6 separate regions of the Homo sapiens genome follow, and regions 1, 2, 3, 4 and 5 are each linked to region 6. The links are chromatin loops, found by intact Hi-C in ENCODE. Cell type or tissue: HCT116. All regions are shown on one strand. Links, peaks and the distances in the headings refer to the core of each region. The heading gives the core; the rest is flanking DNA.

Region 1 (4,967 bases), core at 501-4,500, 120 kb before region 6:
GTTGCTCCAGCTGCCTCTGGAGACATCGCAGATCCTCAGCCCACTGCTGAGCCCCTCGATTCTGTGTCTGCGCATCCCCACCACCCTGCTGGAGCTCGCCAGGTTTCTATGTTCTGGATTCACTGGGTCCTACAGGAGGAAAGTAGACAACACTGCCTCCCAGCATGCAGAGCTTCCATCTTTGCAGGGGGAAACTAGACAACACTGCCTCCCAGCATGCAGACCCTCTATCCTTGCAGGGTTGCTCTTGGCTCTGCCTTGGGCTGAGCCTGCTGGCTCGGTCCAGCCATGGGAGAAAAGGGGTTCATCCAGAGGCAGGCTCAGTTCAAGTTTTAAGGGAAACCACACACGCCTGCTTGAAACAGAGGTCTCTGATTCCCCCGCCCTCCCTGATCCCTGGTCCGAAGCCTGCAATGGCTCCCCACTGGTATCACAATGCGTAAACCCTTCCAGTGGCACCTGAGGTCTTCTATGACAGCTACAATTAGGCATTTATGTGTCTTTCTAGTGTGCTGTTTCTCTAGGTCGCTATAATATATCCTCCATTTTCCTTTGCTCATGCCTTTAGTAGTAGAATTCTATCTTTCCTGCAAACTTACCGCAAGGAAGGCTGAGGTGAAGCTGAGGTGAGGCTGAGGCTGAGACTGAGGCTGAGGTGAGGCTGAGGCTGAAGTGAGGCTGAGGCTGAGGTGAGGCTGAAGTGAGGCTGAGGCTGAGGCTGGGGCTGGGGCTGGGGCTGGGGCTGAGGCTGAGGCTGAGGTGAGGCTGAGGCTGGGACTGAGGTGAGGCTGAGGCTGGGGCTGAGGTGAGGCTGAGGCTGAGGTGAGGCTGGGGCTGAGGTGAGGCTGAGGCTGAGGCTGAGGTGAGGCTGAAGCTGAGGCTGAAGTGAGGCTGAGGTGAGGCTGAGGCTGAGGTGAGACTGAGGCCGAGGCCGAGGCTGAGGCTGGGGCTGAGGTGAGGGTGAGGGTGAGGCTGAGGCTGGGGCTGAGGTGAGGCTGAGGGTGAGGCTGAGGCTGAGGCTGGGGCTGAGGTGAGGGTGAGGCTGGGGCTAAGGCTGAGAGGTCACCAAGCAGAGCTCCGGTGATGGCTTTTCCTCTCCTGAATAGTTTCTATACCCAGTGACCAAGGCCTGAGTAAAATGCATAATACCACTTTGTGCTACAGATATTTGTAGATGAATTTACATTCTTTACTAAATTATCACCTCCCTGACAGCAGGACCTGTTTCTGATTCAGCTTTGGATTTCTCAGAGAACATAGTACACCTCATAGAAAATAAATGCAAAAGATGTAAATGTTGGTCAAATGAACGAATTTTTATTCTGGTCAAGAGGCCCAACTTTACCTTCCTATCCAACACTCTGTTATTATTTGGCATGTGTTTATTTTTATTTATTTATTTATTTTTTAGACGGAGTCTTGCTCTGTCACCCAGGCTGGAGTGCAATGGCGCAATCTCGGCTCACTGCAACCTCCACTTCCCAGGTTCAAGTGATTCTCCCGCCTCAGCCTCTCGAGCAGCTGGGACTACAGGCATCCGCCACCACACCTGGTTAATTTTTTTGTATTTTTAGTAGAGATGGGGTTTCACTATGTTGGCCAGGCTGGTCTCCAACTCCTGACCTCGTGATCCGCCCGCCTCGGCCTCCTAAAGTGCTGGGATTACAGGCGTGAGCCACCTCGCCTGGCCTGGCATGTGTTTATCTTTAGCCCCAAGTCAGCGATGGTGCTTGCTGCTTAGTACATGGTGCCTGTTGCATAGTGCTGGGTGCATGGTACACGGATCTCTGTTTGTGGTCCCATATGAACTGTGCTGTCAATGGATACTATACAAATTCAACTATAAAGAAACTTTCATCCTCATATTGCATTCTGTGGCTTGCAAAGAACCTCATTCAACAGGATCTCAGGGTATTTCCAGGTGGGGCATGGATGGCTCAGAGATCTACTGATAAGCAGCAGGGGCAGCCCCAACACCTGGGTGTTCTTACCTATAGCTCGGGGCCTGTTTCCGCACATCTCACTGCCTGCAGGAAAGGTGATTCCAGGTGAATTACTTCTTTTTGAAGTGATTAAAGTTTTTGCCCATAGCTCCTTGGTTTTTGCTGTAAACTACAGCTTTTCTAGCGTGCAACCATGTTTCACCATTAGATTACTCACAGGCTCAGACCAATCACTACAAACCACAAATGGCAAATTGAAATATGGATTGTGAGTTGAATTTTCACCTTGTTATCTTTGGATTTCTGCAATCAAAGGATCCAATGCTTCATGAGCTCTAGGGAAATATACTTGGTAGCCAACCCATTTTATTGCAAAATTGCCTATATAGGTTAAAAATTAAGAGAAATAAGGCATCCCCCTCTCTCCTTTGCTGCAGCCTCTGGAGCGCCTTGCCCTCTCCCTACCCTCTGCCTCCTCACTGTCTCATATCCTGTGACTCACAGGACATGTGCTCCGAGCCACAGAATCCCACAGTGAATGTGTCTGGCAGCTGCCAGGTATTCTCCCCACCAGGAGGCTCCACACATGCTCCCTGAAACGTGCTGCAGCAAGCACTGTGAAAAATGCACTTTCTCGTCGCTTGACTTGGAGAGAGTCCTATGTGTTTGAAGACTTAACAGATGCCACAGAAGCCTCAGAAATGCTCTCTCCGAGGTTAAGCTCCCTCCTCCAGCAAGTGGGACATTTTCACATCCACCGTCTTAGCTTAGGGCAGTAGGGATTTCCTAAAGATGAACAACCCTGTCTGGTTACAGGTAGATTGTTCTTGAGACACAGGCCACACCCCTCCCGGCCTTCCCATCCTTGGCAGGGTCCTAGAATGCTGTTTCCACTTTTCCAGATGCAATGGTGAGAAATTTGGTGGTGATTACTGAGAAAACCAACTCTGGTTATTTCTGACAAAATCAAAGTTGTTTGGTTAGGGTTAGGGTTAGGGGGTATACTAGTCCGTTTTCACGCTGCTGATAAAGACACACCCAAGACTGGATAATTTACAAAGGAAAGAGGTTTAATTGACTCACAGTTCCACATGGCTGAGGAGGCCTCACAATTATGGCAGAAAACGAAAAAGGAGCAAGAGGCTATCTTACATGGTGACCGGCAAATAGAGAATAAGAGCCAAGCAAAAGGGGTTTCCCTTTATAAAACCATCAGATCTGTGAGACTTACTCACTACCATGAGAACAGCATGGGGGAAACTGCTCCCATGATTCAATTACCTCCCACCAGGTTCCTCTCACAGCACGTGGAAATTATGGGAGCTACGATACAAGATAAATTTGGGTGGGGACACAGCCAAACCATATCGGGGGGATTTGCAAAAGTCACCCCTATCATAATGCCTGAGGGTTTGTACTGCTACATCAATTACATTTTATTTTTTCTTTCCCTCCCTCCCTGTCTCCCTTCTTTCCTTTCTTTCTTTATTAAAATGTAAGCTTCCTGAGGGTAGGGACACTGACTGTCTTACCCAACTCCTGGAATTTGTGCCTGACACCTAATAAGAACTCACTATATACTTGTTTTGTTGAATGACATTTCAAAATTGATATTGACATGAACTGAGACCTGAAAGGTAATAGAACTCTGTTGCCTTTCCTCATCCTGAATTGCTCTCTATGTTTATAAAATGGTGCTTTTTTACCAAATCAGACCCAGTGTTACACATTTACATTGGATTAGCTCATTCAGTCCATATAAAATTCTATTGTCATTGTTATTATCTGCATCTTTATAGACAATGAAACAGGTTTTTAGAGTAAGTAAATTTTCCAGGCTCTCTTGCCCACAAGTGGATGAGTAGGGATTTGAACCCAGGTCCTCCTGACTTCCAAGTCCATATCTATCCCTAGGTATCTGTCAACAGGTGAAATCTACCATCCCACATGATGATCTGAGAGAAGTGGCTTTTCATTAGAATTTTACCTGGGATGAATGCAGGGGTATCACATCAAGGTTATCAGGACTTTGATTGCCAGTAACAAAGAAGCCCATGAGGGTGGCCAACTCAAGGCAGGCGACACCCACAATCTCTTGAGTAGACAGGACCAGGAACAGGACTCCACGAGGATAGCAGTTATTTCAGGAATGCTCACCTGGTAGGATCAGCAAAGCTGGGTCACATGAGGCCAGAATTATCCTCACCTTGACAAGAATGCAGGCTTGCCCCTTCCCTCTCTGGTTAGAGCAGCGAACTCAGGAGTCATCTAATTCCTCCATCCCCCCAGCTTGCACTGGGTGAGGAATAGGTGTGCCTTGTACCCCTGCCCTGAGCAAACACCCCAATCTCTTAGTATGGGCAGTCTCTCTCTTAGTTGCACTTAGACAAGAAGGACATTTAAAAAATAGATTTCATTAAAGATGAAAAAGATTTCAAATGCACACACACACACACAGACACACACACCCCTACTGAACTCAGAGTTCTTTGCCCAATTCAACTAAAGACTGGCGGCATCCACCTATATATAGTTTGACCACACCTAAGAGCAAATGCCAGGTGCTTAGACCAAAATTATTCTTCTTCAACCTTGACCTGGCTGAAATCCTGACTTGTTTGAAGTAACGACAGGTCCACGGCTGATGGTCTTGGGGCACTCATTACATGAATATTTGCTTAGCTTTTGGAATGTCTGCACCTCAGTAAAAAACTTCATGGATTGCTCAGGTGTTTTCCAAATGATTTGGTTTAGAAAGAAGTTTCTGTTTGGATTTGTAAGGGCCTCTTCTGGTGTTGACCTGGTTTGCCACTTTGACCTGCTGGGATGACTAGACTGGGCCATTCTATCCAGGAATCCGGTATTGCTAATGGAAGTCATATTTATGCTTACATTTTGAATGAGTGACTCTGACTTCTTCGTTTCTATAAGCCTGTATTTCAAGTACCAATAATTATGTAGTTGCTAAATCAATAGGTCTAATACTTTCTTATAAAAAGTGTTAACATTGAATAAGGAAGGCTA
Region 2 (4,967 bases), core at 459-4,458, 370 kb before region 6:
ATTTATTGAGGACGTAAAGGCAACTGTCATGAAGAAAAAACAATAAATGTGGTTTAAAAGTGCTCACAATTTTAATTCCAAGAGCCATTTCCAAAGTAAAATCATCTGGACATTGGTTGACTGGATGCAGAGGGTAAGCAGAGGGAGGGGAAAGACAATGAGTTTGTCTATCATCTTGTGCTGGTTGATGTGTTTGCTGGATAATCTCTTTCTGTCTGTTTATTGATCTATCATCTATCTATATCATCTATCATTTATCTATCAATCTGTCGTCTATCAATCATCTATCTATCTATCTGTCATCTATCTATTTATCATCTATCATCTACCTATCTACAGAGTGACAGAGAAAGAGAGCATGCTCTGAGTCCAATAGTCCATGTTGTTCTCTTCTGGCTTTTGACAGTGACAGAGATTGAGAAATCATGAGAGCTAGATGGAATTAGATGCTGAGAGAAAGAAAACATCACAGACCCAACACTGACGACCAACACAGTCTGTGGCTGATGACTAAATAATGAGAAGACTCACACAAAAAGTAGTATTAGTGATCAGGGAGACAGAGAGAGCACAGCTTTGTAAGACGCACGTTTGGAGGTCCTGGTGGATGGTGTGCCTGTAACCCATGAGCATCTCCATCCCAAACAGCCATCCGCACAGATCAGCCCTTTGGATTTTTCCATAGGTCATCAATGACCTTAGGAGAGCAGCTGCAGGAGACTGGGAGAGGCAGAAGCAAGAGAGTAAAAGGGATTTTCTGTGATTGATGGAGCAAAGCATCAGGTTACATGAGCACTGTGTGACTCATAAGGAAGAAATGATCATCTCAAGTGGCTATCACTCCAACAGAAGCAGCAACGGGCCAAGGAGCTCTGTTCAGATGCTGTGCTGTATCCACACAGAGGATGGTTCTACAAAAGCCAACTGTTGTATTAAAGGGAAGAGTCATCCTGAGTGACCACACATTAGAGAGGGTGGCACTGGCAACACACCCCATCCTCCCTGCTGCACTGTAGAAAGCCAATAGGGTTTGACAGGGGCACAAAAGCGTGATTGTTTTCATCTCTCTGGGGTCCAGCCAAGTAAGCTTAATTAAATGAAAATAATAGCATTTCAGTTCACCTGCAGAGGTGGGAGAAGAGGAATGAAAGTAATCCAAGTTTCCATCAAATACTTCTTGGTTCATGGTGCAGCTCTCTAATCACCTGATATTTATTGTTAACTTGTTTTTTTTTTCCTTCACTGTAGCTATTAGAGTAGAAATTTAATTACTGTGATTGAATTATTAAAGGATTCAGAAATACCTTTTGCATACTAAGCCTTTTCTTCCCCCTGAACTGGAAGCTGGCACTAAGAACTTTTCTGTCACTTTGGTATGCCTGAGTGCTGACTTCCAAAGCTTTGAGTCTTAACATCCTTGACAAAGGTTCATTTAATACATGCCATGTAAATATTAGGGAGAGATGTAAAATAGTGTTATATAAGAATTATATTTGAAAATATTACTGATAGGAAAGATAATGGCTTCTATTTATTATTATTATTTTTTGAGATGGAGTTTCGCTTTTGTTGCCCAGGCTGGAGTGCAGTGGCGCGATCTTGGCTCACTGCAACCTCTGCCTCCCAGGTTCAAGCCATTCTCCTGCCTCAGCCTCAAGAATAGCTAGGATGACAGATGCCTGTCACCATACTCGGCTAATTTTTATATTTTTAGTACAGATGGGGTTTCACCATGTTGGTCAGGCTGGTCTCAAACTCCTGACCTCAGATGACCCTCCCACCTTAGCCTTCCAAAGTGCTGAGATTACAGATGTGAGCCACCATGCCCAGCCCAGATAATGGCTTCTAAAATTTTATATCTATCTCAGGAATGTAATAGAGATCGACAATTATTAAGGAAGACTTGAAGCGGGGGAGCCTTTTAGCTTTTTGATTTAAATTTTTTTTCTTGGAGAAAACAGCAACAACAACAACCATACAAAACACTAGCAGTGGTGATCATTGGGAAAATAAAAACCTGAATTGTTTCAGCCCTGTTGCTTAGCAAAATAAAAAATAAGGCACCCTGATTTTTTTTTCCTTAGAATTATAAACTTGAATGGCCAATAGAGTAGTGGATCTTTTTTATTTTCAGGCTTTGGACCACTTGAATGAAGCAGGAGCTTGCAGGCATCACAGATTTTCATTTATCTCCCCCCAGATCTACCGTCCCATCCACAAAACTTCCCTTGGCACCAGTGTCTTAGTGGCTTCCACTGTTACGTAGCCTGAGTCGGCGTTTCTCCTGGAGTTGAGGGGGTTGCACTGCAGTGATGGTGACTGGTTTGTCTAGCATGCCCTGGGGCTTCTGGAAGTATTGGTTTGGTTCTTCCTTAAGGAACCTCTCCTGACAGATAAAAGGCTTCAATCCTGGACCACCTGGCTTCAGGAGCTTCAGGCCTTGTCACTTTGTCTGCCAACTGGCCTCCTTCATTCTCGACTCCCAGCCCCATTCTCCATTTACAGCTGCTCATGCCTGCCTGCGAATTAGATGCAAAAATCAGTTTTCTTCCCTTCTCTGGTCTCAGCTGGGTTTCCTGGATGCTCTTTTCTGATCTCTTCCACCAATTGTGATTCTTTGAACAGTTCTCCTAGTAAAGCGACTTCCTGCTCTGCCAGGTTCCTGGCTCCCCTCTCCCAGCAGATAACCCACAGGTCTCACAGACAAGACCCACACTGGCATCAATGGCTCTGAGCTCTGAGCCCCAAGCAAAGCACCCATGGGCCCCTGGCACTTTCTCAGTTTAACCAGTAGGGCTCTATTCCTGCATCTCCATAGAGAGAAGAAAAGCAGGGGGTCACTTATCCATCATTCATTCCATAACTATGGACTGAACATTTGCTAAGCACTAGGCCAATGTGCCTCTGTAGAGCCCTTCATCTATTATCCGAGAAGCTCAGCAGAGGGCACTCCTGTATTATAACAGTTAAGCACCGGGGCAGTGAACCTGAACCCAGAGTTCCACAGCAGGTCTGCAGTGAGAACATGCAAATAACCCCACACTTATGCGCGCACGCGCGTGTGTGTATGTGTGTACACGTGTGCCCATGTTCTGGTCTTTATTTACTCATCATATTCAAGAATAAATGGGATGCTCCCTTTTGCATTTTAGGTTATTAGCCTTACTCAAGCAAAGATAATAATGCCATGATATATTGCTCATCGGATTCACTCAAAAGTCATTTTAATTGGTGGCACATTTTATTTCAAAGCCCTTAAAGGGAAAAAAAAGAGAATATTTTAGGATGCAATTTCAAAATTACTGCCAAGTTATTGCCTTCTGTTTGCTTGAAATAATTGAGTTCTTCTCTGGATGCAGTCATCTTGATGAAGAATAGAAAGGAGAGGACCTGAAATGTCACTGCTGCTGGAAGAGGAATTCATCTCAGGCAGACACAAGTACATGCTATTCTTTGAAAAAATCTCTCCTTCTGATTAATTAAAATGAAGTAAGTGCCACAGTGCAGCCAATATTTTCCACTCAGTGGAATTTAGCCATGATGTATGTCCATGAAGAAATAGGCTCAAAGTAGGCCTTACATGTCTGATATGAGTGGTAAACATTACCTTCCTTTTCATAATTCCAGTGTTTTTCAATAAAAATCCACATTTGAAGGAAAGTTACCAGTCGACTCAACCAAATGATATTTTTATGTGTTAGAAGTTAAATTATCAACTGTAAAATTAACTTATCACCTGGTGAGTGAAATTAGCAGGTAGAGTGGTTGCTATTCAATTATGGTGAGTTGCTGTTTAATGGCTGTGTTCTGGAAGGCTCTATTAATGTCTATTAATCTGTTTTTTCCTACTGGACAGCAGACAGCCCTTTATTGCTAAACCCCATCATGGTGGTGCAAAATGTGGAGGCTGCAGTCAAAACCACTGAGGCTCTTGGTAATAATTAGCATAGCACCAAAAAGATACATCGGATACTTTACTAAAATATCTCCTTCCTACCACCTTAAAACTTAAAGCAAGTCTTGACTAGGGGAAAAGGAAGTAACACAAAGGTAATCTGTGGAAGCCGGATGGAGAGGCTTCCAGTCTGATCTGTCTCTTTCCAAATGTCCAGGTCCCAGGCTACTAAACCAAAGGCTCATCTTGGGTTGGGGCTCAGCCTCGGCCCTGCCTGTGGCAGAGAAGAAAGAGAAACAAGAAACAGTCTCATGAGAAGCTGGCTATCTATGGGGCAGGCATTAAAGAGAGTCAAGAAAATCACTCCAAAAACACAAAATCCTGTCTCCCCAGGGTTCCCAATAACGGAAACATCATCATTATGAATTATGCCAACATATGTTGTTTCTGTTGCCTCACTAGAGTTGCTCTTTTGGTGACAGATCCTGGATTCTTCTTGGAGAACCACCCTTCCCGATTTCAACCCCTGGGCCACATCCACTGGTGTGTTCCCTCCTCCTGGACTGCAGTCCTTGATCCAGGGTGCGTGCTCCAGGCTTTGGTTAGAGTTACTGGGAAAGAGTTGTACCTTTTCCTTTCCAGGATCTAAACCAAGGATGTGAGTCCAAGGCTGCCAGAAGGAAAAAGAATCAACACAGGGGAACACGGAGGAGGACTGGAGAGACACCTGCTCGAAAGACTCCTTTTGAGCTCCTGGGTCTAGCCATGCCTGAAGAGGACCTTTATCCTTAACTTTTCAGTGATGTCAGTGAATACATTTCCATTTTTATTTAAAATGAAGTAAGTGGCACAGTGCAGCCAATATTTTCTGTTGAACTCTATCCTTCGGGTGGCTCACTTTATTCCTCATTGAAGGAAATAGCGTGTGGGTAGAGTGGGATGTGAGGAAGAGGGCAGGCAGGTGCCCAGTTTTGTGCATACAGACCCTTGGTCCTGGAGCAGGCAGTGGGCCTCTAGGTTCTGCCTTAGCCGTCACGGGCGCCTAGGCCTTGTTACCTCACTGGACAACGTT
Region 3 (4,967 bases), core at 516-4,515, 980 kb before region 6:
AGATGCAAACGAACAGCCACGTGCTTCATATTATTCTTTTAAAAGCTGGGTAGGAATTTCTTTTCAGTGGAAGTATCCCTAGCATATGACGACAGCACGAAGACGAGTCAGAATTGGCTGTGCTTGCAAGCTTTGAAATTATAGAATGCAATTCTCAGTGACTGTTTTTCTTAGTTTGGAGAAGATCCATCTCATTTAGAGTGAGGTTTTTAAAATCTTTCCTATATCACACTATTTTAATTTACATAACTCAAACACATCGAAGGTGGCGTTTCCTTTGCGGCATAGAGGAGGTGGTGGAAGTGAGTGAAAGTGTGCTGGATAAAGCCCAAAAGAGTCTGGAATCAGATCCCAAGAAGGACCCAAAGCAGGTGGGGCTGGGTGGAGGTTCGGGCTCTGCCTAGGGTGGGAGGAAGGCAACGGGCAGAAGGGCCCAGCAGAGAGCACTGGGAGTGCCGGGGCAGGTCCTGGTCCTGCCACCATCCTCTCCCTGCCCCGCCCCCTGCACGGACCCAGAAGGCGCTGGGCCCATCCCTCCATCAGCTCCCTGCCTGCAAGAGTCCTCCTGGCTCTGCCGCAGGCTGTTGCAGGGCTTAAGGGCTGACCTCTGGTGGAGCTGCCTGCACTTCACACCACCTGGATCACTACCACCCACACAGAAGCGGGGCTGCTGGTCTTGGAGATGAGGGGCCTGGGAATAGGCTGAGCGGCTAGTGAACACATGGCAGGGCAAAGCCCCTCTGCTGGTATCAAGTCTCAGCAGCCACGAATCACGCACAGGCAGGCTCCGTCGCGCTCTGACTTCACCGGACAGCCCCCACCGGGGCCATAGACACCTCTATGAGGAGTGTGGGGGCTGAGAGACTTTCTTCTTCGGGGAAGCAAAGAACAGGGAGCAACAAGGTCTGAGCTGCAAGGCAAGGAAAGGCATGGAGCTCAAAGAAGGAGGTGAGAAGAGGAGGAGAGAGGACACCTCGAGATGGGGCTGCAGAGAGGGGAAGACTCTGGCTCTGGAAGAGATTAAAGAAAGGACAGAGTAAGGACTAGAGAAAATTCTAGAGTCCTGGAATAGCTCTGAAGAAAGTACAAATTTACCCTTATATTAAGTGTGTTTTATCAAAGAAAATGCCAAAGAACAAATAAGAAACCAGTAAATAAAGTTCAGTATTTTCACCTAAAAGCTTGACTCATATTTTCATGAGTACCAATGATTGATTTCTAAATCTATTAGTCAAGGTTCTGCAGAAAAATAGAACCAATATGAGATACACACACACAGACACATATACACACACTATATATATATATATATATATATATATATATATATATATATATATATGTATATATAATGGATATATGTATATTCACTTGACCCTTGAACAACAAGTGGGTTGAGGGTTTCAACTCCCTGTGCGGTTCAAAATCTGCATATAATTTTTGACTCCCCCAAAACTTAACTACTAATAGCCTACAGTTCATCTGAAGTCTTACCCATAACATCAACAGTTGATTAACACATATTTTGTATGTTATATGCATTATATACTGTATTATTGCAATAAAGTATGCTAGAGAAAAGAAAATGTCACTAAGAAAATCATAAGGAAGAGAAAATATGTTTACTATTTATTAAGTGGAAGTGTATAATCATAAAGCTCTTCATCCTGGTCATCTTCATGTTGAGTAGATGGAAGAGGAAGAGGAGGGGTTGGTCTTTTTCTCTCAGGAGTGGTAGAGGTGGAAGAAAATCCATGTATAAGTGGACCCATGCAGTTTGAATCTGTGTTGTTCAAAGGTCAACTGTATATAATGTACACACACACACACATACACACACACACGAAAAGAGAGAGGGGGCAGGGAGAGAGAGAGCAGGAATTAGCTCACACAATTATAGGAGCTGGCAAGTATGAAATCTGCAGGGCAGACTGTCAGGTTGGAAATTCCAGTAAGAGTTGATGTTGCAGTCTTGAATCCAAAGGTTGTCTGGAGGCAAAATTTCTTCCTCTTCAGGGAACTTCTGTCTTTTCTTTTATGGCCTTCAACTGATTGGATGAGGCCCACCCACATTATGAAGGATTCTAGGCTTTATTCAAAGACAGCTGATTTAAATGTTAACCACATCTAAAAATCGCCTTCACCGCGACATGGAGACTGGTGTTTGACCAAACAACCAGGCACCATGGCCCAGCCAAGTTGACGCATACAATTAACCATCACACAAAGCAAGTCCCTTTTTGATACTTTTCAATTTAATACATCTTATATCCTTAGTCTGAATTTTCACATCTTCAAACTTTGAGGGAAATAAGTAAGGATTTTGAAAAGCGCCAGGAGAGTTGATGTGCTTCACATGAGCTAGTTCCCAGCGGTGGCCTCCTGAATACGTTTCTCAGATTTCTATTTCAAGAGAGCGTAAAGGATCCATTGGTGTTTTTATCCTACACACCGTGAAAACTCTGCCACCTCCAGGAAATAAAAGGCCAATGTTGGTTTTATTAAGATCACAAACCTATGCTGGTGGCCTGGGCTGAAATGCCAGCTTCACCCTGAAATGCTGTTGTTCTGTTAGGAAGCTGAGAACATGACTTCAGGGATGAGGCTGCCTGAGATTAACACAAAGCATTTCAGCATCTGAGGACTCGCTTTGGGGTACTTAGATACCCTTAGATACCCTTAGATACAAGGGTATCTAAGAAACACGTGCTCTGCAAGGCCTGAGTTATCATTTCATGTGTGTCTTGCCCCTGCAGGTTGGACTTCTCCCCTGGAAATCTGAGGACCTTACTCCACTGGACAGACCATGGGTGACACTGACTCCTTCCTTATGAATATTGGCTGTGAAAAGGAAAGCTCTGTGGACAAATATAAAAACCAGAGGCTGGGTGGGATTATGTGCAAGGATTCCCTGGCCATGGGGCTTTGAGCTGCTCACAGAAAACCCTGTATCCCAGTGTTCTCATCAATAGGAGGTGGCTGTCGTCCTGGCGATATCTGAATATCTGAAGACCCTTAGCAGCCTCATATTCCATGATCCAGTGATTATAAATTATACCAGTCCAAAATCTCAAAATGGGCTTTCCTGAAGGTGACTTCTAGATGCTGGAGAAAAGTCATTTCATTCTGAACCTTCAGACCTGGGCCCCTTATTACTTGTTTGGGCTTGTCTTCTTCACCAGGTCACAGCCTGCTGGGGCAGAGAATGGGGGCTCTTCTTGTTCACCCCTCTGCCCCTGAAATCACTGTAGGCCTCTTAGAAAACATCTTGTGATTCATGAAAGAGGGAAGCAACGTGTGAATTAGTAGCAAATAGTTTTTTAAATTGTGGTAGAATACATGTAAGATTAAAATGGACCATTTTAACCATTTTTAAGCACAGAGTTTAGTAGCATTAAGTACGTTCTCATTGTTGAGCAACCATTACCACCATCCAGTCCCAGAGCTCTTCGTCTTATAAAACTGAAACTCTGCACCCATCGAACAACTCCCTATTCCTTCCTCCTCCCAGCCACTGACAACCACCATTCTTTCTCTCTCTATGAATTCGACTATTCTAGAGGTATTAGCTAGGGTCTCCAAAGAAACAGAACGGATAGGGTAGACGATAGATAGATGATAGATAGATAGATAGATAGATAGATAGATAGATAGATAGATAGATAGGAATTTATTATGGGAATTGGCTCACATGCTTATGGAGGCCAAGAAGTCTCACAGTCTGCTGTCTGCAACCTGGAGAACCAGGAAAGCCTATAGTGTGATAGAGCCTGAGTCCAAAGGCCTCAGAACCAGGAGAATCAATTGTATAAGTCCTAGTCTGAGTCCGAAAACCTAAGAACCAGGAGAATCAATTGTATAAGTCCTAGTCTGAGTCTGAAAACCTGAAAACCAGGAGCTCCAATATCTCAGGGCAGGAAAAGATGGATGTTTCAGCTCAAGCAGAGAGAACAGACTCATCCTTCCTCCTTTTTGTTCTCTTTGGGCCTTCAACAGTTTGGGTGATGGCTGCGCACACCTGTGAGCACAGTTCTTTTTTAATTGGTCTACAGATTCAAGTGCTAACCTCTTCCAGAAACACTCTCAGAGACACATCCAAAATAATGTTTTACCAGCTATCTGGGCACCCTTTAGCCCGGTTAAATTGACACAGAAAATTAACTATCTCACAAGGTGCCTCCGGTAAAAGAAACTGTGCAGTGTTTGTCCTCTTGCGACTGACTTATTTCACTTAGCATAATGTCCTCAGCAATCATCCATGTTGTAGTGTGTGTCAGAATTTCCTTCCTTTTAAAACGGAGTATGATTCCCTTGTGTGTATACACCACAGTTCGTTTATCCATTCATCCAGTGATGAACACTTCAGTTGCAACCTCCGTTGTTTGGCTTTTGTGAATAATGCTGCTAGGAACATGAGTTTGCAGATACGTGTTCAAGACCTTGCATTTAATTCTTTTATGTTTTTGCCCGGAAGTAGAATTGTTGGATCCTATGGTGATTCTGCTTTTAATTTTTTGAGGAACGACCACACTAGTTAGCAACAAGTGATTTTGAAATAAAATTGTTTCATGAAGTGATGCTTCTCTACAAAGGCAGCCCCTAAGAGCCCTTTGGGGGCAGGAACCAAGTCCTCTCTTTTGTATTCTTGGAGTGGGAAGCACTACAGGCATCAGAATCAACTATGATTTCCGCATTACTGCTCAGAAAAGAGGAGCAAGCTTCCAGAAGCAGACCTGAGAATTCCTGAACTCAATAACGGCTCCTGTAACAAAGCTCATGTCCCCTTTTCACAGCTTCCCAGACAAGACCTCCTCTCCAGGACACCTCCCTGATTGAACCCCCCTATTTATTTATTTATTTATTTATTTATTTATTTATTTTTGTTTTGAAACAGAGTCTCACTCTTATTGCCCAGGCTGGAGTCAATGGTGCGATCTCTGCCCACTGCAACCTCTGCCTCTCGGGTT
Region 4 (4,967 bases), core at 392-4,391, 410 kb before region 6:
CCTGCTGTGCGCCCACCACACACAGCACGCCCTCACCACCCTGTGCACCGACCTTTCCTCCCTGGGCCCTTTCAGTTTGGCATGAGATGTCCTCTCTCCAGATCCTCTCCCCACTGCCCCCATCATCTCCCTGAATGACACCTGCTTTCCTCAGCACCTGATTTAGGTAACACCTCCTCCAGGAAAGCTGAATATCTTAAGACTAGTGAGGGCCAGGGCCTCCTCACCCCACTCCCTTCCTGCTTGCCTCTCTCTTCTTTGTTAGACGCTTCCCAAGGCATGAATCAACTCTGTCTGTTGGTCACTATTCCTGGAGTGTAAGCCCCTGGAGGGGGAGGGCTGTCTTTCTCACCTCCACCCCTCTGTTGTCTAGAAGAGTGTCTAGCATATAGGACAAGCTCAGTAAAGATTTGAAGAATGAATGAAGGAAGAAAGGAGCCAGCCCTCACACACTAGATGTGGTCTGACAAATGCAGAGAAAGCATGAACTCCCCCTGGTTTGCTAGGTCTGCTCGGCAGGAAGTGAGAAGGACAGAGCACTCAGGTGAGCTGATGGCTAAAAGCTCGCTGTATGCACATATGCACCTCCTACTGCATGCACATGTAGATAGGCAGATGGGTCTTTCCCCAGTGCTTGCCAATTGCTATTCTCATTGTGTGTAACAGTAAATGGGGGAAGGAAATTTGCAACAACAGGAGTGACAGTTGGTGCTGATCATGTTTTCTACGCTGCAAACCTTACCTGTAAACACATTGGGTGGGTTGTAAGTTTGTAAAACTGTTCAAGAAAGAATCTCAGAGAGGTTTCGGGAAGGGCTTTTAAAAGACAGCATTTGGTCCTAGGAAATATACATAGGCAAATGGGACGACTAAGTAGAATAAAGAGAATGAGAGTGAAGGTGTGAATCCAGGACACAGACTTTTGAAAGTGGCAAAGAAATTTATTTAAAACCATCCTATATAAGAGCAGTGGCAACAACATTCTCCCAGGCAAAAACACACAGACACTCTATCCGTCTCACACACACATGCAGGATCTCACACACACACACACACACACACACACACGATGCAAGATCACTAATATGATATAACTGACTAATAATGAGGATTTTTTTACAGCCTGTAATGAAATAATATCACGGTACAGACTCGTTATAATTCTTCCTCCTCCTTGCATCTCACTTATTTAACTAGAATTGAAGTAGGGAGAAAAAGAAACCTTCCATTCATCCTGTGGAGAACAGCTAATAATTGGGAAAAGCTGCCTGAATATTATACAGGTAGATGTGAGTCCGCCACTATGTTTTTATCCTCAGGGATCCAAGAATTTTAGGTTTGTATGTGAGGAGGGAGGGATGGAAGTGAGAAGGGTCTTTTAAAACTAAATGAAACCATGAGGAGATACCATCTCTTCTGGATTAAAAAACTTATTTTTTTTTTTTCATCCAGGCACGGTGGCTCACACCTGTAATCCTAGCACTTTGGGAGGCCGAGGTGGGTGGATCATTTGAGGTCAGGAGTTCGAGACCAGCCTGGCCAACATGATAAAACCCCATCTCTACTAAAAATACAAAATAAGCCGGGTGTGGTGGCAGGTACCTGTAGTCCCAGCTACTCAGGAGGCTGAGGCAGGAGAATCACTTGAACCCGGGGGGTGGAGGTTGCAGTGAGCTGAAATCGTGCCACTGCACGCCAGCCTGGGCGACAGAGTGAGACTCTGTGTGACATTTGAATGCCTCAAATGTCAAAAAAGAAAAGTTATTTTTTTCAACTTGCCTTTTTGGGGGATTCATGAGAGTCTAAGTTAGGGCTTCCCTAAAGAAAACTGGGAGAGAGCTGCAGAAATACAATATAGAGAAGTCAGAAAATACAGACACTCAAAAAATAACCCCAAAGTACTTCAATGTTATGACTTAAAACAGAGCTCACCATCCCCCTTCAGAATGTTTTCCTTCACTTGCAAGAGCACAGACACCTTTTGTTTGTTAGAGATCACCAGGAAAGCTCATTCTATACCCAGTCTTCCGGCCTCCCGGGAAACTGACCGTCTTCCGTGTCGGTAAATCCGGATCTATTCAGATGAGCTTTTTACGGTGCAATTTCTGATTCTAGTCATAATTACCACACAGCTCCTCCTGGGTGTGTGTAATCCTGTGCCATATAAAACCTGAGAGCACTGTAGTTCTCAATCCAAAATCAATCCATTTAGCTTTCAAACACCCTACAAGCTCATTTATTTTCTCAAATTGGTTTTTGCTTAACCAAGTGTTAAAATGAGTTTAGAACCCGCGGGCGCGCACGGGTGGGACAGGTAAGCAGCCCTACTGGGCGGTGCTGCACGCAGGGGCAAAGCAGCCCCAGGTGAACCCTGACATCCGCCCCAGGGACATCCCGGCCCGGCTCTGGTTCTCGCTCTGCGTTTCTTCTCTTCACCACCAGGGGGCAGGCTCCTAGCGGGATGAAAACCCTGCGCTGCCTGATGCTGCATGGGTTTGCTGGGTGGGTCCCGCTTCCACACTGGGGATCCTTGAGAAAGAGACGGTCTTTGATGACTTTGGCTACTGATTCAGCATTCCAGACCAAAAAAGCCGTATCTAGAGAGCCAAATTCTACTGAACAGCTAGGAAGTGTGGAGGTAGTCCTTCCTTCCTCTCTCCCTCCCTCCCTCCCTCCTTCCCTCCCTCCTTTCCTTTCCTTTCCTTCCTTGCTTCCTTCCTTCCCTCCTTCCTTCCTTGCTCCCTTCCTTCCTTCCTTCCTCCCTCCCTCTCTCCTTCCTTCCCTCCCTTCCTTGCTTCCTTCCTTCCTTCCTCCCTCTCTCCCTCTCTCCTTCCCTTCCCTTCCTTCCTTCCTTCCTTCCTTCCTTCCTTCCTTCCTTCCTCCCTCTCTCCCTCTCTCCTTCCCTTCCTTCCTTCCTTCCTTCCTTCCTTCCTTCCTTCCTTCCTTCCTTCCCTCATTCATTCACTTCTGGCTAGCTCCACAAATGTGTTGATGGCCCCACACCTTGCTAGACACTGGGCACCACCATAAGTAAGGCATTTACCTCGATCTCCAGGAGCTCCCTGCGAGGGTGTGGCTGCCCTCTTGCCGTGATCACGTGAGGTCCATCTCATTGGAGTTTTAAAAAGTAGGTTAGCACCTTCCAGGAAGGTGAGGGTGAGCAAACAGAGGAAAGGGGCTTCCATTACGTTTCAAGCAAATTCCTCGTGCTTTCCGGGCACTCTCTGGTCTGCACCCCGCTGCTGTTCCTGAACCCTGCGGGCCCATCCTTCCCTGCCTTCCTGCGTGCCATGCCCTCTGCCCCAGACACACCTCCCTGACTCCTCACATTCCTGCTCCTTCCACCCTCTCCAAGGTCATCCTCCTGGCCCTCTGTGGCTGACCCTGGTCAGCACAGCTTGATGACTTAGTCCAAGCTGCAAGAATAGACTCTTCTGCAGGCCTCCTTTGTCTGTCATCCATCACCCTCACAAGAACAGAAACCTCACAGGTGCGCAGTCTCTGCTCACCAATGGGCCTACAGCATCGAGAACGCTCCCTGGCACACAGTGCTCAGCAAATGCCTGTTGAATAAGATTGTCATCTGTGTCTGAGGACTGGTGAATAAATAGAGGCAAGGAGGTAAGGAACAGCCTAAAAGGCATGAAGATGTAGGGTGGATGATCCATGGGGACCAGGTCGGGAGAGAGATGCAGGTGAAGGAGAGACCCCAGAGAGAGCCCTACCTAGTGAGAGGCCCTCAGGCTCCAGGCCACACACGCTAGGACCAGCTGCTCATACAGATGTGGAAACTTCGTTTCCAAAGCTACCTGGCCTATTTCCAGTTTCTGTAAACTGACCCTGTAACCCGTCTACCATTTTCTCTCTGACTTGGCTACTTGGACGACTCATTATCCAACATTCATAGCATTTGACTCTGGCCTCTCCTCTGACTACCCCCTCCCCACCCACAAGTTTCAGCCACAATTTTAAGACCCGAACCCCATTGTTTACCATTAGTCTTCTATATTAGACGTCATACCTGGGGCATGGCTTCCACAGATGACCATGAAAACTGCAAAATGTCAAGAGGATAAAGAGCCATTCTTGGGGAAGGATCTGCCTATCCCTGTAGCCCAACCTTATTCACAAAGTCGGGAATATCCAGAAGGGTGCTGACATTTTCTGGTATGTATGATGAGGACCCACATGATCAATTTAAAAGGTTAACCCCAAGGGCTCTGCTTGAGTTGGGTTTCTCTGAGAGATTGTTCTCCACTAAGAGGTGACAGAGACATCCTCCATCCTTTCTAAGAAAATGTCTGCAAACTATTTGGATGTGATTGAGTCCTTACGCAGTCCCTGACATCTGTTTTCTACCATCACATAAAGCCTGGGAGTCCTCAAATGCCTCAAATGCAATGTCTTTGCTGCATCGAACATTGCCATGTGAAAGGCTCACCTCATGACCTGGGAAACCACTGATAGACCTGAAAAAAATGATGCGTGGTGCTCGGCCGACCCTAGCACCAAGTCGGGGGTATTAACAGGAAGCAGGGCCAGGCCCTGATAGGTTATGTTCGTCACTGACCCTCATGTGTGACTAAGGAAGGCCATTAAAAAATGAGCTGCGTCAGCAGAACCAGGGAGAACCCCATTAGATGGTCAGATTTGCGTGGCGAGATGAATGTCGCTGGTACACTTTGGGTCAAAACCATTTTTAGAACCTCCGTTATCATGTCTGTCTCTGGCCACTGAGGAATGAATATAGAAAATACTAATGGTTTTGACAAAAAGAATTTATGTTTATAAGAAGCTGTTTTGGTGTTTGTCATTGTTTACAGCAGTCCCGTGGCTGGGCAAAAGTCCTCAGCGTTTGGGCAAAAGTCCCCAGCATTTGAGACATTATGAGAAAAGAAAAAAAAAACCCAGTTCCTTTTTCTCAGATACTCTAAAACACTTAAAATATAGTTTACCTTATGGAATAC
Region 5 (4,967 bases), core at 376-4,375, 160 kb after region 6:
GCATTTTCCCGAAGAGGGAAAGGAGAAGACCACATCTGGATGACTCCTAAATCAATCCATAAACTGGATTTGGGTAATTCCAGAGTGACCAGCTAATCCTTTCATTTGTCCATCCATTCAAATATATTTACAGAGAGCACATGGAATTCCAAACACCTGTGCCAGGCTCCCGGCACACAGAAACACTGGATTAGGTGCAATGCTAATTCTCAAGGAATCTACTGTTTGGTGGGAAAGACAGATGTTAAACATGTTGAAAAGAAACGACACGAAGATCGGTATGAGGATGAGACCGAGGCCCTACGTGAATTCACATATGGAAACCAACACTTGTGCAAGGCGGGGAAATAACATCAAAGAAATGTCACCAAAGCAAGAGGGCACTTCTTAATGTTACTAAATGAACTCACCAATAGGAGTCCATCTGATATTTAGATATTATATTTCCTACTTTGCTGCCAAAATCACAGCCTAGAGAGGCTAAGGAACTCGCTCAGCAAGTGGCAGACCTCATGATTCTGAGCCCGAGTCAGTTGCTTCTCCCCACATCACTCTGCTTCTTCAGATCCCACAGAGGTCCTACAGTCTCAGATGTGGAAGGGATTCAAGACACATCATTAATTTCTCAAGAAGCATTTCCTTTCCTTCATTTATAAATTCGAATAGCAACTTGAGTGGGCCAAGGGGGTGAGGGCACTATGAAATCAAGCACCCAGGAAATGTTAAAATCCCCCAGGTTGGGGCAGCACCGTGGGGTGTGTCAACAGTCCAGTCACTGTGTGAAGGCTAAACTCTCTCTCTTTTTTATTCAGTAAATAGGATGTTTATTGCAGCATTTTTGTTGCAGGGAAAAGCATAATCTAGGAAAAAGATGTGGTCCATCATTCAAGGAATATTGAATATACTACAATCATGTTTTTAAAAAGGAACAGAGTGATGTCATTTGTCTTGAAGAGATTTCCACAAAGTAAAAGAGAAAGCAAAATGCAGAAAAGTATGGGAAACAGAATATTGTTTTTGTAAAACCAGGAACGAAGAAAAAAGCCCCCAAACATACATATGCCTACCCTATTTCATTAAACCTCAGATTGTAAGAAATTGCAGTTTCAGAGATGTTAAAAAGTGAAAAAAATGACATCTCAGGTTTGATGTAATACAGTGTGTGTACATAGCACATGGACCAAATAAAAGCAGAAAGAGACACAGCAGTTTATTAACATAGCTTGAGAGGCCTTGTCTTTAGAGTAAAGGTTGAGAAAGTCCGTAGGGAGACTAACAAAGAAGGAAAAAAAGGCTCAACTTAAAAAGTACACACACACACACACACACACACACACACACACACTATAATATTCCATTTCTGTGAAATACGTGTGTTCACAAGAAACTAGGCTGAAAACAAGATCTATGTCTAAGATTAACTTGCAGGAATGCCCATGAGAAATTCTAAAAAAAAAAAAAAGCAAATTGTAAGGTGATGAACACAGTAGGATTCCATTTGGATAAAAACAAACAAAACACCTGCATACATTCATATCTTTATGGGCATGAAGAAGGTCGTGGAAGATTATACTCTAGATTGGGCAGGATTATTCTTTATGTAGTCCCACTTGTGATAAGCATTATTACTTTGTGATTTTATACAACTAAATAAAATAAAAATGGACAAAAATCGAGGGGAAACAGATACATCTTGCCATATAGCTAAAATATATTTGATATTTTCATTTGTGCTACAGTTGTCTCTGCCAATAACCATTATTATCAGGACCATAATGAAGGACAAGAGATCTGCTAATGTATTGTCAACATTCTTGTCACCCTATTCACTCAGTTCAAACATTCTGCCTAGGCTCAGAAACCAAGGCAGGCTCCTCGGGGGAGGCCACAGGAACTGTCCGCTTTGCTGGTGCTAGCAGCCCCAGGGACCCCTCACCAACAACCATTTGCTCTTCTGGTGCCTGGTAAGATAAGGGGGATTGGGAAAGGCCCTCCCTGCTGCTAGCTCCCCGCTTAATGCCCTGCTCTGGGAGGCAGGTAGGCACTGCCCCAGCCCAACCTCAGCCCGGGAGACTTGCAGAAGCCTGACCTACATGAAGAGCGACGTCGGAAATAGGTCAATCCTGAGGCTCCAAGTTACCATCGCAGGGAGATAATGTGTTTTTAAAGGAAAAGAGGCCTCTTCTCTGAGCAGAATGCCTGGGATAAGCTGTATTCATAAAATCCCAGGACACTATTTCATCATATCTGTCAGGATTTGGAGATTCAACGTGCCTCAAAATTGAATGGTGCCCTCCGTGAAGGCATGATGGGACTCATCCATTTTAAATAAACATCCCCAATGTCTGTTTAACAGACCCAAGGATTATTTAGCAACTGTATTTGCACTTATTGACTGCCTCGTTTCAAAATTCCAAATCAGCATTTCGACATCTGCATTCAGGCAAAGGGACACAGGTACACACGGAAGAGCATGACTTTTTGACACAATCTAAATCAGACACAATCTAAATCAGGTCACACCCTGCTTGGGTTCTTTTTTCTTTTTTTCCCCTAACAAGTGTAAACTAGGTTAATTAAGACAGCACCAGGCCAGCAGAACTATTTCTTAGAGGAAAGCAATCCCATTTAGGATGTCAAATGCATGAGTCTGCAGACCAGAAGAGAAACAGTGACCCCAAGTGTCGGATTATTTTAACGATAAGAATCTCCATGGCTATGTTCTACAGACCTGTTCATGTACCAGAATCAGAGTTGTAAGGCCAGAAAAGCCCTCGGATGGCAGAGCCACCTGGAACACACACTGCTGACCCTAAGCACAGGGTGCTTCCCATACTGTTGCTTTCATACCCAGGATTGCTGAGTTAAAAGTGGCCCACTCAAAGATCGTTCTTAAAAATAACAAGAAGAGATACTTAGTAAGCATCCCCCCATAGCCAGCATCACCCACAATGAAAGCAGACAGAATAGGTAGGGGTCAGCCAGACCCCCACCCTTCCTCCCGCAGCCCCTGGGAATTACTCACAGCACGTTGTCCTTCCTCAGTTCTCCTGCGCACCTGCCCCTGTCTACTCCCACCCCATGTCCCTGCCCTGTGTCCTCCCTGAGCAAAAACACCTCATGCTAACCCTGCCCAGGGCCTTTCTCCAAGGAAAATGTACCTCTCCTGAGTCTCCTCCTGCATGACCCAAACAGGTGACTTAGTAGCTAAATGCACACAGGAAATTGGCACAGAGTTGTCTGTGATTTACAGACTTCGGATTTTACTGTTGCAAGTCCTCTGGGCCAACCTCCCAGTAAGTGTAAGACTCGCCCACTTAGTGCTGCTTGCCGATGCTCATCTCCTCTCCTCGAAAGCTCCTGGAAATCATCAGGAACTGGTAGAATGCTCCATAGGGGAAGAGATCTTCGTCTGTTTGGTCCATTGCTGTCTAGAACAGTGCCTGGCACAAAGTAGGGGTGTGAAGTATTTGTTGAAAGGAAGAATGCATGAATGAAATATTTGGATGAAGCCAAGACAAATCTCCCTGCAGCTTCCATCCAGGCCAAGGTCTGCCTTCCAAAGCAACCCAGAACAAGTCCTCTCTCTCAGATTCCTGGGTTTTTGTGTGTGTGTTTTTTGTTTGTTTGTTCATTTGTTTTTGTTTTGTTTTGTTTTGTTTGAGGTGGAGTCTCACTCTGTCACCCAGGCTGGAGTGCAGTGGTGCAATCTCAGCTCACTGCAACCTCTGCCTCCAGGGTTCAAGCGATTCTACTGCCTCAGCCTCCTGAGTAGCTGGGATTACAGGCACGCGCCACCATGCCCGGCTAATTTTTGTACTTTTTAGTAGAGACGGGATTTTGCCATGTTGGCCAGGCTGGTCTCGAACTCCTGAGCTCAGGTGATCCGCCCGCCTTGGCCTCCCACAGTGCTGGGATTGCAGGCGGGAGCCACCGTGCCCAGCCTCTGGTTTCTTTAGATGCCTAAAGGAGTCAAACAACGTCTGGACTTGCACAGCAGCTTCCAAGCCTTAATGCAGCAAGGGAGGCAGGGTCAGGGACAGGTAGAGAAATGTTTGGGAGCCTGAGGGGTGAAAAGTAGCAGAAAAAAGACTTTTGACTTTTCATCAACCATTCTGAGAAGAGGCCACCAAAGCGCCCTCTGCCCTAGAGAACACCCTTGAGCTCCTGGCTGTGGGGCTGTGGGCAGGGTTCCTCTCCAGCTCCCCAGCGCTGGTCTCCTGAGTGTTACCATGGCCACTCCAGGGCACACAGCCCTTGAGTTGAATTATGAAGACCGTGCTTCATCAATGCATTTACTAAAAACACACATGCTTGTCAGAAACGTGTCGGTGCCAACACCTGTGCTAGCCCGAGGACCAAATGTGAATAAGAAATAAACATCTAAATCAAATCATTCCCATGCCACGCAATTCTGAGCAACAACAGAGTATGTGTTAGGAACTGGAAAAGCTCAAAGGACCTCCCAGTGGGGTTGATGCAAGAAGAGATGCACTAGGGCACCATGCCAGACGCCCATCCTCTTATTCTCTAAATAACCTCTTGCAGGTCAAAAAAAATTCAGTAAGTTACTATTGTACCAGCCATTTGCAATTCCAGATGGTTTTTTCTCCCTCCCCACCTCCACATTTCTCTCCTCTGCCTCTCTCTCTCTCTGTCTCTCTCTCTCTCTCTGCTAATTTGTGCTCATGACTCATTTCCCCACCAGGCTATGAATCCAGTGTCACTTGATTCTACTCAATGGCTACCTTTGAGATGTCAGGCTGGTCGCCTGAGTCATGCAGTGTGCTGCTCCAGTTCCTACAGATGCCGTGCCTCTTCCAGCAAACTCTGCTGCCCCCACAGAGCTCAAGATCCTGCCTATGAGTCACCACCAAGGGTTGGAGGCCTGTGTGACCTCCCAGGTGGTCCAGCTGCCTCTCCAGGAAGCTGTGCCAGAAAAGGCCTGCCAGGAACCAGCGGGCTGC
Region 6 (4,967 bases), core at 610-4,609:
AAACACAAGCATGGAGCTTAGTGTATTTGAGGTTGGGGGAAGGAGTTGGGGACAGCCACACATCAAATAATCACATATATTAGTATATAATTACTAATTAAGATGTTACGATGAAGGAAGGACGGTGGTGCTGGAGGGCATTTCAGAAGGTCTTGACTGAATGACGGAGGGATCGGGAAGGCATGGCCACAAAAGGCTTCCCTAAGAAAGTGACATTTTAGCTAAAATCTGAGAATAGTTCCAAGCCCTTCTAATCACTGTAGTTTTCACACTATCTTGCCAGTAGTTTAAAATTCGATGCTTTAAAACTTAATTTGAAAGAGACGATATTTTGTATCCAAATAACACCAACAGCAAAAGACATGAATTTAATTTCTACTTGCAAGCCAGAGTCTCCCGGCACAGGAGGCTGCCCATGCCGCCTCATGCCTGCCATCCCTGGAGAGGACCAGATAGATGGTGCAGAGCCCCACTGTGCCAACCAGGGACCTTTGGGACAAGGAGCCAGGCTGAACCCAGAACGTCCCAGCTGGGGGCCAAGTGCTTCTGGGTGGAGTGATTTTGCCATTGTGCTGGCGCCAGAGGGCTGTGAAGACTTACGTTCACATGCCCCTTTGAGGGGGTTTTACCAGAATTAAAGGGCTTTCATGGCTTGACCTAATTGTCCTGGGCTGTGGAATTCTTTTTGGTTCCTAGTCAGTGTTCTCACCAAGACCCAACTAGTATAACAAACTTGCTATCGTTGCAGGAAAAAGAACCCATCTCAATGAAATGAGTCACTGGTTGGAAATGTAACCTGCAGGCATTGGAGGCTGTTCTAATTTCTCAAAGAACAAAGGCAGGCAATTTGACAGCTTTTGTTGACTGTCATAGAAATTTCCTGTGAGAGGGAGTCAGTTGCTTCATCTCAAGGAGGTCTGAAGAGGTAATAAGTTGTTTTTTTTGTTTTTTTTTTTTTCAATTGAACAAAATTTATCTAAAACATTTTTCAGCTGGGCACGGTGGCTCACGCCTGTAATCTCAGCACTTTGGGAGGCTGAGGCAGGCGGATCACCTGAGATCAGGAGTTCAAGACCAGCCTGGCCAACATGGGGAAAATCCATCTCTACTAAAAAAAACAAAAATTAGCCGGGCTTTGTGGCGTGCACCTGTAATCCCAGCTACTTGGGAGGCTGAGACAGGAGAATTGTTTGAACCCTGGAGGTGGGGTTGCAGTGAGCCGAGATTGCGCCACTGCACTCCGGCCTAGGTGGCAGAGTGAAACTGTCTCAAAAAATAGCATAATCCCATCTCTGTCACCTACTTGTTGAATGTGTTGATGAAAAGAGTCAAGTTCTGTAAAATCTTTGAAGAGATTTATTCTGAGCCAAATATGAGTGACCAATGGCCCATGACACAGCCCTCAGGAGATCCTGAGAACATGTGCCCAACGTGATCAGGGACAGTTTAGTTTTATACATTTTAGGTAGACATAGGCATCAATCAAATTCATGTAAGATGAACATTGGTTCTGTCCGGAAAGGTGGGTCAACTGGAAGCTGCAGGGCTTGGAGTGGAGGAGGATTCCAGATCATCAGCAGATTCAAAGATTTTCTGACTGGCAATTGGTTGAAAGAGTTAAGTTATTGTCAGAGGACTTAGGAATGTCTGGGTTAAGATAAAGGGTTGTGAAGACCAAGATTTAATCATGCATGTGAAACCTCCAGGTGGCAGGCTTCAGAGAGAATACACTGTAAATGTTCTATCAGTAATTCCAAAAGGGAGGAGGGCATAATGAGGCATGTCTGACCTCTGACCCCTGCCTCCCATCATGGCCTGAACTAGTTTTTCAGGTTAGCTTTGGAATGTCCTTGCAGAGAGGAGGGGTCCATTTAGATGGTTGAAGGGCTCAGAATTTTTCTTTCTTTTCTTTTTTGGTCTACAAATGACTTTGAACAAACTTTGTAATTTCCTTGTGCCTCAGTTTCCTCATCTATAGAATGACAATGATGGTAGTACCCAGCCCATTGTGCTTGTGTGAGGATTAAATACATTGATCTGTGGAAAGTGCTCAAAATGGTGCTTGGCCAGTGGTAAGAGTGACATGGGTGTTATTAGAGGCATCCTGAAAACCATCCTGGGGGCTGCAGGGTAGGCCTGGGCAGCAGGCTTAGAGCACAGCCCCTTCTCGGCCTTCAAGAGCTCTTCCTCCCTGAGGCCCGTGGGGCAGGGTCCAGCGGCCACAGAGACCCGTTCCGTGGTCCCTGGCTGCACTGCACACAACACTCCCACCACTGCTGACCTCCTGGTCTCTCTCACGGGCTGTGCCCCACATCCTCGGCTGCGGTCACTGCACATGAATGTAAAACCTGCTGCACAGGAAGGGTTGAAGGAGGGTGTGATCCTTGGGTGAAGTTCTAATCCCCACCGCCAGCCTCACTGGTCTCCCACAGACAATCAAGATGACAATGGCCACTTCCCAGGGTGGCGGCCAGGGTTGGAGGAGCCAATCCCAGGTCCCAGGTCCGAGGCGGTTGTTGGGCCTTATTGATGCCTGATCGCCATCTAGTGCCCGATAAGAGTCACTGAATCTCTCCCATTACAAACAGCTGGTAACGGTGAATGCAAGACTGGAAGATTCCACTGAAGTCGTTTAGGCTTGGGGCCACCCATTTTAGGAATCCCTTCTAAAGAATCCCCGATCCAGTTTCTGTTTAGAGTTTGATACCGGACTCTGTTGCATTTTTTAAAAACTCTAGGTGTGAAAATCCTATTCCTCAGCTGGAGTCTTATTCCTTACATTTTAACATGCAGTTTTACCCCAAAGGTCCCCAAAATGAATAGCAATAGAGAGGAGAAAGTGTCAAAGTGGGGGAGGCCTGACTCTTGTTGTATACTTGGCTGATATGCGATCACTGTTTCTAAGCATTCAATTCCTTTTCATTTCTTTCTGTCAATTAAGCAGCGCCTGCATTTCAGCTAAGATCCGGGAATAGAAAGGTAACAAAAAATGCACAGACTTTGCTCTCACCAGGCTGAGGCAAGGCCAGCTAAGAGAAAGCTACAGTCAACTGGATGGGACGTGAGGAGAATGAGACCCACGTCCTCAGTCCCCACTGCACCCAGCAATCACCAGGGATCACCCAGGAACCTTTAAACTGATGGCCAGGCTGCCTCCCAGATGCTCACATCTGACTCTGCAGGCCAGGCATTGACCTTTGAAGCCCCCTGTCATGCAGGTGCCCCATGGAGGGTGGGATTAACCGCCATCCAAAATTGGTTAGGCTGCCCAGACTGGTCCCTTCCATTGTTAGGTTGTGAAAAGGGTCACATAATGTGACTTTCTTGGGAGATCAAGTTGGGCTCCATACAGTCCAGGGGGCTTGAGAAAATAAAGTAGGTGCAATGGCAGTAGCATTGGTTCTTACTGTGGTTAAAAGTGAGCCAGCCAGGTTGAGGGTTCCTGCACAGAGGCCAGGATTTGAACTCCCCACGGGCACTCAGGCACCCAGGGAGAAGGCATCAATGTTCTCATCAACTTGCCTGGATGTGGTTCCAGCGGGAGGGAAAGATAACGGATTGAAAGCCATCAGTGGTCAAACATAAAAAATGGAGTCTTTCTCTTTGTTATCTTCCCCCAGGTCATCGCAGACAAGCCTGAGAACCACCCGATCAGATAGTCCATGTTTCCCCAGCCACCGAGGAGAAGAATTACCCTAGGGAACTTACTCAGCACTGATTCCCATGCCTCAACCCACAACCACTGATGAGCATTTCCAAGGATGAGGCTGGTCATGTGAGCATCTGTCCAAGGGGTTCTTATCATCTGGCAGGTTTGAGGAGTGCCGGGCTTGATTCTGGCTGCAGGAATGCACAGGTCACTTCCACTGAGAGCCCCTTTACAGGTGACAAGGGTTTTTCACACACCATGTGACTGACCTTCACACTGTGAGGCAGAAAGGGGAATGTTCGCCCTCATTTTCAGATGGGGAGCCAGGAGCTCAGGGACATCAGAGGAACTCCGGAAACAACAGTGCTGGGAGCCTTGAGGCTCAGCTTCTGGGTCATGCTCCCCATCAGACCTGGCGGGTTTTGCAGTCACTCCTCCACACTTACTTTTTCCTTCACTGTGCATATTGGGTCCTGCAAGAACAATCCCAAGAGAACAGGCCCCGGTCTGGAACAAGGAATCGGCCATCAAGATGGCCGGGGCTCACTGCCGGGATACAAGTGTCTCAGCTGCACGTAACCCAGGAGGGGCGGTGCTGCCCAGCTGGTCTCCTCTTCTCTAAAGGCAACACAAGCAAAAGGCTTTCTTGGTGCAGACTCTAGTCCTCTGGGTCTAGACTCCTGGGGGCACCCAGAAGGATTCCCTTTGGCCTTCTGAGCTCATAACTCCCACCACGTGTGCCATGTTTCTGTGTTTTGGGTCTCACCATTTTCAAGCCGATAGTGGCAAAGACTCTCTGCTTGACTGAACACTAGTCAGCCTTCTAAAACCTCTAGGCCCATCTGAGCACTTTCTTGTAAAACCCAGTTTGAGCAGAGAACCCACTAAATCAGTTGGCAAAAATGCTACACCTTCAATACCTGATCGCCCTTGATATCTAATCAGGTTTCTCATCCTCCACCCCCCCGGGTGCTGTCTGATCACCCTGGCCTGTTTTCAGCTAGAATCCTGGTAGGTTGGTTTAGCCAGAATCCCTTTTAACCCTGAGGATTTCCCTTAGTGGTTTCCATCCACTGCCCCCACCGTGCTCCTTGGCTGTAAATTCCCACTTGCATATGTCATGTTCAGAGTTGAACCTAATCTCTCCCCATCTGCAAAACCCCATTGCCGTGGTCCCAATGCCTATCTTGAGGGCTCCTTATGTGCTTTCACAAGTGTCATTGAATAATTTTTTCTTTAACAATAGATGTAACTGCAAAAAAGTTGCAGAATCTCCTATCATAGTGGAGCAAAAGAAAGAAGTGAACACTCCCAATGA

Evidence for each region. A loop is a pair of places that touch in the nucleus more often than their neighbours do. Peaks named below come from ENCODE experiments on the same cell type or tissue, not always from the same donor. Only the 100,000 strongest peaks of a DNase experiment are listed, where the experiment ranks them.
Region 1: it touches region 6 in a loop (8-fold over the local background); 21 of 110 quality-filtered maps call a loop at or near these places.
Region 2: it touches region 6 in a loop (9-fold over the local background); 90 of 110 quality-filtered maps call a loop at or near these places.
Region 3: it touches region 6 in a loop (8-fold over the local background); 38 of 110 quality-filtered maps call a loop at or near these places.
Region 4: it touches region 6 in a loop (11-fold over the local background); 55 of 110 quality-filtered maps call a loop at or near these places.
Region 5: a loop joins it to region 6, with 8 times the contacts of the local background. A loop is called at or near these places in 25 of 110 quality-filtered maps.

What each region holds. Positions count from the first base shown.
Region 1 is chr2:234,255,864-234,260,830 of GRCh38, reverse strand. No RefSeq gene overlaps it. Among named protein-coding and RNA genes, the nearest start is that of LINC01891, 200 kb to the left of the region's middle. In HCT116, for the core only: a CTCF peak has its summit at 2,512 (motif pointing right); a DNase peak (open chromatin) is centred at 2,480; H3K4me3 peaks cover 1,065 bases; H3K27ac peaks cover 1,415 bases.
Region 2 is chr2:234,498,594-234,503,560 of GRCh38, reverse strand. No RefSeq gene overlaps it. Among named protein-coding and RNA genes, the nearest start is that of ARL4C, 4.0 kb to the right of the region's middle. In HCT116, for the core only: a CTCF peak has its summit at 2,946 (motif pointing right); DNase peaks (open chromatin) are centred at 880 and 2,950; H3K4me3 peaks cover 664 bases; H3K27ac peaks cover 1,415 bases.
Region 3 is chr2:235,109,658-235,114,624 of GRCh38, reverse strand. No RefSeq gene overlaps it. Among named protein-coding and RNA genes, the nearest start is that of SH3BP4, 160 kb to the right of the region's middle. RefSeq lists an enhancer at 47-594. In HCT116, for the core only: no CTCF peak of the experiment used is centred there; no DNase peak of the experiment used is centred there.
Region 4 is chr2:234,542,586-234,547,552 of GRCh38, reverse strand. No RefSeq gene overlaps it. Among named protein-coding and RNA genes, the nearest start is that of ARL4C, 48 kb to the right of the region's middle. In HCT116, for the core only: a CTCF peak has its summit at 2,431 (motif pointing right); a DNase peak (open chromatin) is centred at 2,442.
Region 5 is chr2:233,974,577-233,979,543 of GRCh38, reverse strand. All of the region lies in intron 17 of TRPM8 (transient receptor potential cation channel subfamily M member 8), which reads right to left. Among named protein-coding and RNA genes, the nearest start is that of TRPM8, 60 kb to the right of the region's middle. RefSeq lists a silencer at 2,545-2,839 and enhancers at 4,665-4,959, 3,996-4,967. In HCT116, for the core only: a CTCF peak has its summit at 2,673; a DNase peak (open chromatin) is centred at 2,693; H3K4me3 peaks cover 45 bases; H3K27ac peaks cover 606 bases.
Region 6 is chr2:234,133,422-234,138,388 of GRCh38, reverse strand. No RefSeq gene overlaps it. Among named protein-coding and RNA genes, the nearest start is that of SPP2, 85 kb to the right of the region's middle. In HCT116, for the core only: a CTCF peak has its summit at 2,560 (motif pointing left); a DNase peak (open chromatin) is centred at 2,538; H3K27ac peaks cover 392 bases.